Linked DNA regions of Homo sapiens: region 2 is linked to region 1. Evidence: chromatin contacts called from ENCODE Hi-C or POLR2A ChIA-PET data. All regions are on one chromosome and are shown on one strand. Each heading gives the region's core, a stretch centred on a gene start or an enhancer-like site at or near the end of the contact. The rest is flanking DNA. Distances are from core to core; before and after follow the strand shown.

Evidence for each region. A loop is a pair of places that touch in the nucleus more often than their neighbours do. ChIA-PET counts read pairs that join two places held with the same protein, here RNA polymerase II (POLR2A).
Region 2: a loop to region 1 is called in a map of Calu3, with 2.1 times the contacts of the local background. The contact joins two enhancer-like sites. A Hi-C loop is called at or near these places in 1 of 168 maps with a recorded cell type or tissue (Calu3). POLR2A ChIA-PET finds 5 or more read pairs at or near these places in 4 of 52 experiments (AG04450, HEK293, HepG2 and 1 more).

Annotation. Positions count from the first base shown.
Region 1 is chr1:12,375,385-12,382,937 of GRCh38, forward strand. VPS13D (vacuolar protein sorting 13 homolog D) reads left to right here. Exons shown (of 70, transcript NM_015378.4): 56 at 3,044-3,207; 57 at 4,104-4,212. Among named protein-coding and RNA genes, the nearest start is that of SNORA59A, 130 kb to the right of the region's middle. Within about 2 kb of position 6,012, at least 8 of the 41 ENCODE cell types and tissues checked have a DNase peak (open chromatin) inside an H3K27ac peak, as active enhancers do.
Region 2 is chr1:12,543,593-12,551,145 of GRCh38, forward strand. No RefSeq gene overlaps it. Among named protein-coding and RNA genes, the nearest start is that of LINC02766, 22 kb to the left of the region's middle. RefSeq lists enhancers at 4,430-4,937, 6,207-6,501. Within about 2 kb of position 6,304, at least 28 of the 41 ENCODE cell types and tissues checked have a DNase peak (open chromatin) inside an H3K27ac peak, as active enhancers do.

The DNA of each region.
Region 1 (7,553 bases), core at 4,762-7,261:
TTTATATACTGTACATATTTATTTCTATGTCTACATATCAAAATCTAGCAGTTCACACCAATATTTCCAATTCAAGTCCAGTATGACAAAGTTCATTCTAATTTTCTCCCTTTCCCTATTTGTACTTCCCTTGTCCAGCACTGAGAATATGTTTATTGATTTGATCAGTTCCCCTGAATGTAACAGTGTAACTCATCCTCCGTCACCACAGTTGTCCCATGTCCTGTATGAACACCCTGGTTTCTTCCCTTGGGCTCTGATCTCCATGTACTGGGCAGCCCTGCCCTCTTCCCACCCTGTCCTTCGCAGGAATGCCCTCCTCACCTCCCTCTGTGATGCTCCCATTAAACCCCTCCCCAACCTCCCAACTTGGCTTCAGCCCCTGCTCTGGGCTGCCCCATCGCTTAGGTGGATGCCTTTCTTGTTCCACATGCGCTTTAACAATTCCACACTGGGCCACCCCAACCCCCATCCCCACCACACACACAAGCCCCATGGAGTTCTGCCTTCCACAGTCCCATCTAAAGATTTTAGAACTAAATTATTAGGGAAGGGAGGAAGGGAACTGGAAGGAGAATGGTGCATCTCAGATTTTCAAGTGGAAATTTTGGTAGTTTCCAAATTATGATGAGCCTGGACAAATGGGCAGGCAGTAGAGGAATCCCAGTATGGAAACTTGATCTCACCTGGGTATGTCTGTGTTGATTCCCAGTCTGCAGCATCTACAGGATAACCGAGATGCTTTTCCTGTTGTTTCTGGTGCTGTGCAGAGATGCTTTCTGTTTCTGTGAACAGAGAAGCAAGCATGTGGGAATTGGAGATGGGAAGCACAGCTTAGCTTCATCTCTTTTTGCAGACAGAGGAGGCAGTAGCACACAGCAGAGACAGCATGATGTGTTTTTAGGTTTGAGTTCTGGCTTTGCCACTTAAAGATATATAGTATCTGGTATTTCCCATTTCTCTCAGTTTCATTTTTCAACTGACCTCCCAGGTTTGCTGGAAGGATTAGCTAAGATAATGTACATAAAGTGGTCTGTAAAGAGATGTAATGATAATAACACAACAAACATTTATTGAGGCTCTACCCTGTGCCAGGCATGTACTAATAAGCGTGTTACATTTATTACACTTATCACAAAAACCATGAGGCAATTTTTCTCGTTGACAGATCAGGAAACGGAGGCTCTAAGAGATTAAGTAACTTGTCCAAGGTCATTCAGCTTGTAAATTGTGTAGCTGGATCTCAGATCCTGGCATTTTGACTCCAATGTTCATGCTACTTTGTTAGTTTTTACCTTGTAGAATGTGATAAAAAGCTATCTGTCCGGCCAGGGGTAGCATGTAAATGAGTTTGTGGTACCCTGATGTGTCTGATGCTCTGGAGGAGTTCCTGCCTAGTGGGAGTGTATGTGATCCTGGCAGATCTAGCTGGAGTGTAGGTGTGACTGAAAAGGAATGATACAGATTGTGCTAGAGAGGCAACATAGCAGAGCAGTTAAGCGTGCTGACTCTGGAATCAGGCTGCAGAGATTCACATGTTGGACCTACCATCTAACTAGTTATTTCACTGTGGGGAAGTTACTTCATCTCACCGAGCCTTAACTTCCTCATCTATGAGGAGGGACATATGTCACTGGATTGTTTGCAGCAGTAAATGAGTTTTTTTCTTTTTTTCTTTCTTTTTTTTTTTTTGAGACGGAGTTTCGCTCTTGTTCCCCAGGCTAGAGTGCAATGGCGCAATCTTGGCTCACTGCAACCTCTGCCTCCTGGTTTCAAGTGATTCTCCTGCCTCAGTTTCCCGAGTAGCTGGGATTACAGGCATGCGCCACCACGCCCAGCTAATTTTTGTATTTTTAGTAGAGACGGGGTTTCACCATGTTGGCCAGGCTGGTCTTGAACTCCTGACCTCAGGTGATACACCTGCCTCGGCCTCCCAAAGTGCTTGGATTACAGGCATGAGCCACCACGCCCGGCCTAAATGAGTTGTTTTATGTAAGTCTTATGGACCAATGTCTAGCGCATAGTAAGTTCTCAGTAAGTATTATGACTTCTAGTATATAATGGATTATATAGACTTTCATGATTGACCTGGAAGCCCAACTGCTGTTTCCAAAATATTTCTAAAGAGAAAATATATTTAGAACTAGCAATCTGGCCAGGCACGGTAGCTCATGCCTTTAATCCCAGCACTTTGGGAGGCCGAGGCAGACAGATCACCTGAGGGCAGGAGTTTGAGACCAGCCTGGCCAACATGGCGAAACCCTGTCTCTACTAAAAATACAAAAATCAGCCAGGCGTGATGGTGCATGCCTGTAATCCCAGCTACTCGGGAGGCTGAGGCAGGAGAATTCGCCTGAACCCAGGAGGAGAGATTGTAGTGAGCCGAGATCGCACTATTTCACTCCAGCCTGGAGAACAGGAGCGAAACTCCATCCCAAAAAAAAAAAAAAAAAAAAAGAATTACTAGCAATCAATTAGCATAACCTTGAATACAACCAACTTAACACTTGTGATACAATCAATTCATGAAAATTGGACACCATCAATATAGTACGCTTTCCTTATAAACATTCGGGACGGGGAGGAAGACCTCTGGTAAATTCTGATTCAAAGTCAGATATTGAGCATATCGTATAGTCTTTATGTAATTGCACTCTTCTTTAAGGTAAGGGCACCGGACGGTCATCATCTGGAATGGCAGTGATCATGGCAGTATAGCTAGTGTAGGAGGCTGCCCCGCCATTTGTTTCTAATTTCTAAAAAAGGAAAAAAACTCGGTTATGAAAATAATACGTTTGTTAAAATGCACATTATTTGTAATGTTTGGTTGTTTGGTTCAAGAGGTTAGCATATTTTACCCTAAGAACAACAAAAGATAGATAACCATGAAAGTTTGAATTAAGCATTTATATAATGTGGAAAACGTCTAAATAAACTTCCTATATGAGAACTTATTTAGCCCTAGAGGAAGCTCTTGAAGTGAGGAGCTAGCTGTGGCTGCCCATAATGGCTCTTTCTCTTTTTGCTTGTACCTACTTAACAGGAACCAGGAAAGCGTTCTCAGCTGTGGAGGATGACAGGAACAGGAATGCTGGCCCATGAGGGCTCCTCAGTTCCTCACAATCCCAATAAGCCCTCAGCCGCCCGCTCCACCGAGGGGTCTGCCATCTTAGATATTGCTGGTCTCGCTGCAGTGACTGACAACAGGTAATTTTCTAGGCAACTTTTGATTCAAGCTCATTGCTTTCAAATTCAGACTCAGAGGAAATCTACAACAAAAACTAAGAGTTCTATAAATAAAGTAAAAATGTATATTTTTTTCAATGACAAAAACCTGTCATATTCCCAAATATGAGTATTGGGCTTTCCCTTTAAATATTTTAAGCTTTGATGAAATACCCATGCAGATGTTAAGAAACTTCAAACAATAAAATGGGTATAATGTGAAAAGTGATTATTTCTTCCACCCAAATTCCAGTCCGTCCTTATTCTGAGGAAGTAGTTTCTTTTTTACATCTTCCTAATAACTTTGTCAAATCCTTCAAAAGCAGAAATTAATTATTAAGAGAATAATCAGATGTATTTTTATGAATAAATCCTTGGATTCAAATTAGCTCTTTAAGTTTGAATAAGTTACTTGATTTGCCTGTGCCTTAGTTTCTCCATAAAAATCAGTGTGTTTTCAGTTAATACCTTATTTCCAGAAAAACTTTAGTTGACTTACAAGTTAGAACAGAAAAGAATTTAGAAATACAACAGAAAAAAGACTGTTGGAAAGATTTTACATGTATTTAGCAGCTATTCCTTCCATACTGCATGGTAAGTTGCCGTTTTGAGAATGCAAGAAGCCATATTACTGTGTGTTATGAAATCTTTAATGTCTTACTTTGTGTCCCCTCTTCATGTTTTTCCATTTTGCTTTATTCCTCTTTTCTTATCAAGAGATACCTAACTGCCCTAGGATTCAAGCTAACTACCCATTCAGTTTTAAGGGTGGAGGGCATTAGAAGGAAGAAGAGCAAAGCCATCATCCTCATGTTCCCTTCAGGCGTGAAACAGTTGACTCGGAGGTTTCATGGTTCATTGTGTATTCCGTTTTCCAGATACGAGCCACTGATGCTGAGAAAGCCTGACCGCAGGCGAAGCACAACTCAGACGTGGAGTTTCCGAGAAGGAAAACTGACCTGTGGGTTACATGGGTTGGTCGTCCAGGTCAGTCGTTTTTGATCCCCAATTGCAGCAAGCAGTGGTTGAGCCTTCTTTGAAACAAAGTCTCTACTAAGTTATACATGATGAATTGTTCAGTGGGAAAACTAGTTACAGAGCAATACTTATTCTATTCCATTTTAGTTAAAAGGAAGTCAGAGTTTTGTTGTGCATTTGTGTATTTTTTTTTTTTTTTGAGGTGGAGTCTTGCTCTGTCGCTCAGGCTGGAGTGCAGTGGCACAATCTCGGCTCACTGCAAGCTCCGCCTCCCGGGTTCACGCCATTCTCCTTCCTCAGCCTCCCGAGTAGCTGGGACTACAGGTGCCCGCCACCACGCCCGGCTAATTTTTTGTATTTTTTAGTAGAGATGGAGTTTCACCATGTTAGCCAGGATGGTCTCGATCTCCTAACCTCGTTATCCACCCGCCTTGGCCTCCCAAAGTGCTGGGATTACAGGCGTGAGCCACCGCGCCCAGCCCCGCATTTGTGTATGTTTACATGGGAAAAGTTCTTGGAGATGGTATGCAATACATGTGTTAAGAGTGATTGCCCTGGATGATAAGATATGTTTTTCATGGCTTACCTGGACTTTTTCTTTGATGTCATATATTACCAATGTAATTTTAAAAAGAAAAAAATTACCTATGTAATTTTAAAAAGAAAAAAATTACCTATGTAATTTTAAAAGTCCAGCACTAAGTTAGATGAATTAGATTTAGACCTGGGAAGTTAATGGCATAGCTGCAAGTCCTCTGTAAAGGGTTCTATGACATGGTGAGCATTCGCCAGGCATCTACATGCTCTTGATTCTGTTCATTTTGGCCTAAATAAGCATTGAATTGCTGTAGCAAATGTCAGAATGAAGATTGCTGGACAGTTTCCTCCTCAGCCAGTCTACCTCATGATAAACTCCCAGCTACTTTCTAAGCAAATATGTGTTTGGCAAATTACCAAGGGTTTGGATTTTCTGCCCTTTCTGGCTTCAGGCTGGGAATGAGAACAGGGGTCTGAGAAGTAGGAAGGTGTCTAGGAGGTTTGGACATGCAGTAGACTAGCACCTGCAATTGTGTGTGCAGTTCTGTCCAGCCTGGGATTTTACACAAAAGGGAAACAGGAGACTATCAGACTCTTGATAGAGAACTCTGAGTGTACTTAGATTGTACTCCAGGGCAGTTTGCAAAAACTGTAAGGAGCCTCTGACTGCTTTTGGTGAGATTTATTTTCTTTATCTCTATCGCCCTGAGCTTTTTTCATCAAAGACAAGCTGCTTACTTATATGTAGCACACATCTGGAATGGATTTGTGATTTTCAATTAGCAATACAATTCAAACTTCTAGAGGCAAAGAGGGCTTGTTATAATTGGTGGGTTTCATGTCTGACCCTGACTTCACTTCTAGTTTGTTTCTAAAGCCCATGTAATTCCAATGCTCTTGGAGCATTTTCTTCCTTAAAATCTTTTTTTGGTGTTTGTTGTTTTGTGAATCTATTTCATCATTTCCCTGCTTGTTAGTGACAGTATAATAACAGTATTCAGCAGAGCAGAATGTGTTTTGGTTAGGGAAGTAAGCTTGTTTCAATCTTATTATGCTGAATAAAGTCATTGAAGACATTAAAACATTTTCTGACACTGCTCTTATTAGGTTGTATATGCTCTTTCTTTCTAAACTTATAATAGCTATAAAAAGCTTTCTTTGTGTTGAAACCTGTACTATAAACCCTGCTCAAAGTTTGCTTTTCATGAGTCAATATTTAAAAGTTAACAAAGGGGATTTAGACACTCTTTGCCATTGTCTTCTCTAGCCTTGTGTTTGCTTTCCCACAGCCATAATCCTGTAGACTCGATTTACTTGGGGCATGTAGCAAGGTGTTTTCCTCCAAAGGCCTTGTTAAAGCAAACTAAATATGGCCTGAGAAGGACTCCGTACTTCTATAATTGAATCCCTGTGGACCAACTGTAACCTAGAGTAATCGGCAGGCAAGATTGAAATCCTTACTTAGGAGTATGTGCCTGTAACAATAGCTGAGACTTGGCCAGTCACAGCAGCCATACTTCCACCACTCACAGATGGCTGAGTGTTCAGACTGTGTTCAAATAAGGCAGACGCCAACCTGTAACCAATCCAGCTGTTTACTTCCAACTTCTGTACATCACTTCCCTTTCTTTGTCTATAAATTTGTTCTGACCACGAGGCATCCCTGGAGTCTCTCTGAATCTGCTGTGATTCTGGAGGCTGCCTGATTTGTGAATTGTTCATTGCTCAATTAAACCCCTTTAAATTTAATTCGGCTGAAGTCAGTCAGTCTGTCTTTTTTTCTTTTTCTTTCTTTTCTTTTCTTTCTTTCTTTCTTTCTTTCTTTCTTTCTTTCTTTCTTTCTTTCTTTCTTTCTTTCTCTCTCTCTCTCTCCTTCCTTCCTTTCTTCCTTCCTTCCTTCCTTTCTTTCTCTTTCTTTCTTTCTTTCTTCCCTTTCTTCTCTCTCTTTCTTTCTTTTTCTTTCTTTCTTTTTCCTTTTCCTCTTTTCTTTTCTTTTGACAAAGTGTCGCTCTTGTTGCCCGGGCTGGAGTACAATAGCACAATCTCAGTTCACTGCAACCTCCGCCTCCCGGGCTCAAGCGATTCTCCTGCCTCAGCCTCCTGAGTAGCTGGGATTACAGTTGCCTGCAACCATGCCTGGCTAATTTTTGTATTTTTAGTAGAGATAGGGTTTCACCATGTTGACCAGGCTGGTCTCAAACTCCTGACCTCAGATGATTCGCCCGCCTTGGCCTCCCGAAGTGCTGGGATTACAGGCTGAGCCACCTCGCCTGGCTTGAAGTTTTTCTTTTAACAGCCTGAATAACTGGGTATCAGGTGACATTCTCAACTCTGTATTCCATTCTAGAAGAAACACCATCTTTTGAGTATTTGGATTGGTTGTCCAGCCATAGGCCTGTTTGGGGAGGTTTTCAACTCAAGAATTTTCCTCTTACTGGAAAGCTGAATGATTATAATAATTATTTTCTATTTTCAGAATATTTCAGATTTTTAAGCAAACCCTAGTAAGAATACTCAAAGAAACAGCTAGTTTTGGCTACTTTTTTAGAAGTTTATTTTAATGACAAGAAGTTAGTACTAGTAAAAGGCAGAATTAAACTGATCTATGCATGAAATTATCTCTTATTCATAATTACCAAAATTTATGAGCATAACTTTTCATCTTACTGAAGTAATTCTCCTGTTTTTCATCATCTGCAAAGCTGAACAAATAGTAAAGGCTTTGTTGCACATTGATCATGACCCTCCAGAGGAGAATGTAAATTTAGGAACTTGTTTGAAATGATGTGTTAACTTGTCAAAGTCAGTGCCTC
Region 2 (7,553 bases), core at 5,054-7,553, 170 kb after region 1:
ACGTTTCTAATTTTTTTGTATATTATTTACAAAGTTCTATAATCCTTTTGTTTGTCCCAAGAAAATTCCTGCATTCCTGTCTTAATTAAATCTCTCCAACCAACCAGTTTTCTGCAGAATATAATTCATTCATTCAGGTATGAAATGATGAAAACTGTTTACATAGCCACAACCCTGATAACTACGTCTGGGATGAAATTAATTTATTTCTGAGGCGTCTGGGTTCCGCAGATGACGTAATTACTATTGGACATTCAAACTACTCCTAAGACTCATTTAGGGTAGTTCTGAGACACACTGGCAATATGGAAATAGGTCGTAAGTTCTTGGGGCAAAGACCATGTTTTGATTTTGCTATTCTGAAAGTACCGCATGTATCTAAAGCTCCTATAAATAAACAAATCAAGATCAAATGATTGGTTGAATTGGACAAAAAGAAAAACTTACCAGCTGGAAATGGCAGCATTCCCAGTTTATATCTGACCCGGTTGGGGCTCAGAGGTTAATTAACATGGCAAGCTCACGTGCTCTGAGTTCACGTGATTGTCCTCACTCATCATCAAAGAGGGGGAAACTAAGGCAGTATTAAGAGGCTATTTTATATTTACAAAATGAATTTAAAACAAGGTTTTTTTCTTTGAGACAAGGTCTCGCTCTGGCACCCAGATTGGAGTCCAGTGGTGTGATCATGGCTTAGTGCAATCTGCCCATCTCAGTGGGACCACGGGTGGAACTGCCCGCATGTGCCACCATGCCCGGCTAATTTTAATTTTTTTTTGGTAGAAAAAGGGCCTCCCTATCTCCCTATGTTGACCAGACTTGTCTTAAACTCCTGGGCTCAAGTGATCCTCCTGCCTCAGCCTCCCAAAGTGCAGGTATTACAGGCATGAGCCACTGCACCAGGAAAAGAAAAGTGTTCTCAAGGTCACACCCAGGATTCTGAAGCATGCAGAGAAATTCAGGTACTCACTCTGCTGTTGAAGGTATTGCAAATTGCTGTCGTACTTAGAAATTAACTCACACCCAGAGAAAGAAAGTCATAAAACGATGTTTCCATCCCAGTAATTCTCTATTGGAATTCATCCCAAGGAAAAGGTTTATGAGATGCAAAGGGCCAGAACCATTCAAACATGCACGGCTGCATTATTGTGAGCGGAAAAAACTGGAAACAACCTAAACATCCACTATCAAAAAAACTTTCCAAAAATACGGTAAAACCCCACGAAGGAATAGTAGAAAACTATTACAATGATATTTAAAAGGAGAAATTTAAAGATTATGCAGAAATACAAAAAACATCTGTGAAAGCGTTAAGCAAAAATCATAAATTATAAAAACGATTGAAAAAATTGGGTACTTGGTGAGTGCCCAATTTTCTTTTAAATTTTTTTCTTTTCTTGTCACGATATCATCTTTGTAATAATACTGATTAAATATTTTAAAACAATGAGCCCATGGACGGACTATCTGCTCTGGGAAGCCCCTGGCTGGGGAACTGTGGGAAAGACAGGAAGCGGAAAGGTCATGGTCCCTGGGGGAAATCCCACCGCGGGTGGGCACAGCTTCAGGAAGAACCTGTTTCTCTGGGGAGCAGGATGGTGATGACCACAGTGACCCATTTTTAAAGCAGTCAGCTCTCTTTGAAGGATCACATAAGTTTAACTTGTGATCCCTTCCTTCCTCCCTTCATTCATTCAACACATCTGAATGGAGCGCTTCCTCTGTGACAGACACAGGTTTAATGAGGTAGTTGGGGAAAACAAACCACCTCGATGCAGCGAAATCTCAGCCTAGATCTGAATGCATGTTGGCATTATTTTATTTTTTAAAAAAATTATGTATCGGCCAGGCACCCTGACTCACGCCTGTAATCCCAGCACTTTGGGAGGCCGAGGTGGGCGGATCACCGGAGGTCAGGAGTTTGAGACCAGCCTGGCCAACATGGAGACACCCCGTCTCTACTAAAGATACAAAAATTAGCCCGTCATGGTGGAAACGCCTGTAATCCCAGCTACGCGGGAGGCTGAGGCAGGAGAATCGCTTGAACCCGGAAGGTGGAGGTTGTAATCAGCTGAGATTGTGCCACTGCACTCCAGCCTGGGGGACAAGAGTGAGACTTCGTCTCAAAAAACAAAATAAAAATAAAAATAATTATGTATCATTTTTATTTATTTATTTTGAGATGGGATCTCACTCAGTCGCCCAGGCAGTGGCACAGTCTTAGCTCACTGCAACCTCCGCCTCTGGTGCTTAAGCGATCTTCCTGCCTCAGCCTCAGCCTCCCGAGTAGCTGGCACTACAGGCGCCTGCCACCATGCTGGGCTAATTTTTATACTTATTTATTTATTTATTTATTTATTTATTTAGAGATGGAATCTTGCTCTGTCACCAGGCTGGAGTGCAGTGGCACAATCTTGGCTCACTGCAACCTCCAACTCCCTGGTTGAAGTGATTCTCCTGCCTCAGCCTCCTGAATAGCTGAGATTACAGGCATGCGCCACCATGCCCAGCTAATTTTTGTATTTCTAGTAGAGATGGGGTTTCACCACGTTGGCCAGGATGGTCTCGATCTCCTGACCTCATGATCTGCCCGCCTCAGCCTCCCAAAGTGCTGGGATTACAGGAATGAGCCACCGCGCCCGGCCAGTTTTTGTAGGGACGGGATTTCAGCATGTTGCCTACGCTGGTCTTGAACCCTTGGACTCAAGCCTCCCAAAATGTTGGGATTACAGGCATGAGCCACCGCGCCTTGCTGTATCATTTTTACAATTAGAAAACATAGAGCTATGGCCCAGCACTTTGGGACACCGAGGCGGGTGGACTGCCTGAGGTCAGGAGTTGGAGACCAGCCTGGCAAACATGGCTAAACCCTGACTCTACTAAAAAAATATAAAAATTAGCCAGGCATGGTGGCATGCCCCTGTAATCCCAGCTACTCCCGAGGCTGAGGCAGGATAATCTCTTGAACCTGGGAGGCAGAGGTTGCAGTGAGCCGAGATCACGCCATTGCACTCCGGCCTGGGCCACAGAGACAGACTATGTCTCAAAACAACAACAACAAAAACAAAAACAACAACAACGAAAGAAAGAAAACATAGCGCGAATTGCATGTTAGTAAACAATGGTGATGGTTTATGGAGTCCCAGAAACATTCCCTGAAGTCAGACACCTCTTCATAGGAGAGCCAGAGCCTCATTCTTTCCACCCTGGGCCCAAGTTCCCCATCTCCCTGGCCATAGCCTATGATGATGGGGTAATGACCACAGGGTTCATCCCGTTAGGTCCCCATCCAGGAGCTGGCAGGCTCCTGAGCCCGGGAGGATGGGGTAGGAGGGTGTGGCTAGTCTGCGCAGCGGAGCCCCACTCTTACAAGCACAACTCAAGGGATTGTGTTCTTGACATGATTGGCCCCAAACTGGGTCCATTTGTTTCATGGGAAAGATGGCTCTGGGTCCAGCAGAGGAGCAGGCAGCCTATGGGTCCCCAGTCCCAGAATATAGACCTCGGGGGTCTATATCTCACCAGGGATGGTCCAATCCTCCCTTCCTACAGAGACCTCAGGCCTGTCAGCACCAAACGCCTCCCCAGGGAGAGAAGAAAGTTACAGATGGCAGGGACAAAGCATTCGGGTTTTCATTTCCTCCACGGGGTGTTGGCCACATTGGAACGTCTGTGACTGCGAGAACGGGGGCCAAATGCTCCCACGTGCTTGCCAAGCTGCGAGTACAATTCCTCCTCCTCCACCCTCTCTCCAGGGGATGCTCGCTTCCCAAGCAGCTGCATTTTTTTTTTCTCCTCCTCAGTTCTGGAGAAGGTTGATACTGAGTTCCCATTTTACAGAAACCCAAACTGAGACTGCAGGGCCTGAAGCCAGGATGGGAATGACAGAGCCAGAAGGACTGGCTCCCAATGACGAGCCTCCCAGAGGGCTCGTCTGTCCTGGGTCCTCCATGTGGTGGACAGGATCAGAGGGTGCCCTCGTTAGGGAGATGGGGTCGCCTCAATTCAACAACAGGAGGACAATCTACCAAGAAGCCCAAGGGCGAATCTCAGCTCATGACCTTGGCGTGGCCCCTGCTATTTCCTGGCCCGTAACACTGCCCCGCGGCCCTGTGCTTCTGCTCTGCCCAGCTCTCGACCTCAGCTCACACCACTCTCCTTACACAGGTGTCCCTCCTGTCATTCGGACCTCAGCTCAAAGGCCACCTCCTCTGAGAGGCCTGTGCTGACAGCCCCCACCAAAGCTGCCCTCCAAGGATTCCATCCACCTGGCATTTGCCCTGTGGGTGGTCTGTGCCCACATCTGTCTGCCCACCTCCTGCCCCCTCTCTGTCACTCTCCCCTCTGTGGACGCAGGCACCAGCCCAGTGCTCAGCATGCCACAGCCACCCAGTGCCGTGGAGTGAAGGGACATCAGGCCACTCGCAGGGCCCCAGGGCATCCTCTTGTGCCCGCCTGGGTCACCCTTCACCCCGGCCGAGCTCCACGTGGATTTGGGCCCTGCATCTTCTTGGGGAACCATCTGAGGATCTGGGCTGGGCAGGCAGCAGCGGAGGAGATTGGCAGAGGAAGGCGGCAGGAGGCCGGGGCCTGTGACCAGACCGCCAGGTCTCGTCCTGCTCTCCTGCTGACCCTATTTCCTGGGGGGACCAGACACTTCCACTGTCTCCCCCTAAGCCCATAAGCCACCACTCTGTGGCTACCTAGAGGTTTCTGTCCATGATGTCTGGTCCAGGTGGGCTCCAGTGAGTGAGGGGCAAACCTTTGGGGCAGGAGCCTGGGGCATGGCCATTGCCCGGGAGTCCCTGAACCCACTTTTCCAGAGGGAGGGGCTCTTCCCTTCTTCCCTGAAGGTGGAGCTGTCCCGTAAGGGGTGGCTCAGGTTGGAAACAAGCAAAGAGAAGAAGGGTTGGGCGAGAGGGTCACGCCTGGGAGAAGCCCCAGAGCACCAGGGCCAACTTCAGATGGAATGACCCTGGCCCCCGACAAGGGTCCCCTGTCCCTGTCAAGGGCAGATGCTGGGGTTCGCCAGGGTTGTGTGACCGGCCAAGGTGAGGGCATTGGAGAGGGAGGGAGGGAGGGAGGGAGGGAGGGAGGAAGCTTGGCCACCCTGCCCAAGTGTGGACCTCAGGCTGGGCCAAGCCCTGAGCTTCCAGGTGAAGTCACGAGAGCTCCTTGCTGGGCCCTTGGCTGGGGAGTCTGTCCCGAGCCCTCCATCCTCAGCCTCACCTGGGCTGGCAGTGGGGGAAGAGGCAGGTGACAACCCCCCCGAGAGGTGACAGCCCTGGGGCGGGAGCCGCCGCCACCTGAGAGTGGGTGAGGAGCAGGTTAGCTGGGTGAAAAGTTCACAGTGAGGGGAGCTGTCTGTTCCCTCGCTTAATTTATCCACTATTTGGCTAACCTTGCTCTGAACCCAGGCCCTGAGACCCCTCTCCCTTCTCCCCCGCCTCCCCACTGGGCTTCCGAGCCCCGCCACCAGACCTCCCGCCCAAGCCCTGAGGCAGGGACGTGCTGGCCTTGAAGAGGCCTGGGGCCCGGGCGCCGGGAGAGGATGGCTACATGGCTGTGGACAGTTATTTATGACCGCAGTCTTCCCATCTTCAGTAACCAAAATAAAGTCCGGTTGCCGGCGAGGTGCAGGCCCCCGAACGCCAGACATCCGCCAGCCAGCCTCGGAAGGCGCCCCGCCCGCCCGCCTTCGCCAAACACACAACTGCTCGGGAGACAGTGACCTTTCCTGTGGGGGCCATCTGTCATCCTGGCTTTGGGCGGGAGCCAGACACATGGACCAGCCGGCCTCGGAAGGGAGGCTGGCCTCCTTCCCTGGCCCTGGGGTGGCCTCCGGGCCTTCGGTCTGCCTCTGATGGCTCAGGGTCTGATCTCTGAAGACCCTTCCTCACCTCGGTCTCCCTTTCCCTTTGACAGATGCGGCAAGGCTGTGGAGAGAGGGAGTTCAGAGGGATTCGGGTTGGGGGTGGAGGGCAGAGGACAGTCGCCATAGTGACAGTGCCACTGACCACGCGGGATCCCAGGTTGTGCAAAAGGCCTGGCACATGTGACTTCCATCATCCATGAAGCAGCTCGGTCTTCCAGCCTGGGAGACGCGGCTGGGGGTGGCGGGGAGTCACTTCCTTACTTCTCCAAGCTGGTGGTGACCGAACAACCCAGGTCACTCTGACCCCAAAGCCAGCTGCGCTCTCAGCCCCTGGACTCTCTTTCCCATTCTCACTTTTCATTCTTTCATTGAAATCCCTTTTTGGCAACTATAAAAGCCATTTGTGTTGGCAGCAGCCAGTGGAAACACAAAGATAGACAAAGAGTGAATCATCCCAGCCGCAGCCCCGCCCCCCATATCTCAGGTGACCTTTTCTCCACGGTCTCCGCACTCACAAATGCACACAAGCGTGTGGACACCTGGGCGTGTGTGTCAGCAGGGAATCGCTTGTTTTGACAATAATAGGATCCCCACCACACATTCCTCCGCAGCTGTTTACTAACCGTGCCGCGCGGGGCAGCCCCGGCTCCAACATATCTGAGTCATTCTTGTTCATAGCTGCACGAGATTCCTAATCTGGGATGAATCGCGGTTAATATCACTTGCTTACTTTTTTTTTGTTTTTTTGAGACAGGGTCTTGCCTTGTCATCCAGGCTGGAGTGCAGTGGTGCGATCATAGCTCACTGCAGCCTTGACCTCCCGGGCTCAAACGATCTTCCCACCTCAGCCTCCTGAGTAGCAGGGACTACAGATGCTCATCCCTACGCCCTGCTAATTTTTAATTTTTTTTTTTTTTTTGTAGAGACGTCCCACTATGTTGCCCAGGCTGGTCTTAAACTCCTTTTTCTAGAACCAGCCGCAGCCCCTCAGCTGCCATTTTTCTCCCTGTGGCTGGGGAGGGGTGGAGCAGGGCTAATTCCACTCCTGCAAGGAAGGGCAGAGCCAGAGACAGATGGGGTTGACCCTGGGGGTTCCCCGTCCCTGACCCAGGGCCGCCTGTGATGGACTGCCGGACAGAACTGGTCAGCTGCCGACACCACACTGCCAGGTGCCCACCAGGACGCCCACCGACTGCCAGTCAGGAGGGGCCAGCAGTCAGGAGGGGTCTTAAGCAATCCTCCCACCTTGGCCTCCCAAAGTGTTGGGATTACAGGCGTGAGCCACGGCTCCTGGCCACCTGCTTGCTTTTGTAATGGGGTAGGCCCCACACACAGAGCAGAGTTCTGAAGTGTACAGCTCAGTCAGTGTCACGTGTGTGTGGCCACCCCTCAGATCATGACACCCAACATTTCCTGCCCCCAGAGGTTTTCCCCCCAACCATAGCAGCCCTAAAGGTGGCCACTCGGGTTACCTCGATCTCACAGATGAGTTGCACTTGTCTTTGAACCTCATCATACAGAAGACAGTCTTTTGTATCTGGCTTCCTTTGCTCAATGTTTTGTTTGTGTCACCCGTGTTACTGCATGTGGCCGGGAGGTGTTCATTTTCATTGCTGTGTAGTGTTCCATTGTATGAGTACCTACCATAAGTCATCCATACTCCTAACTGATGCAAATT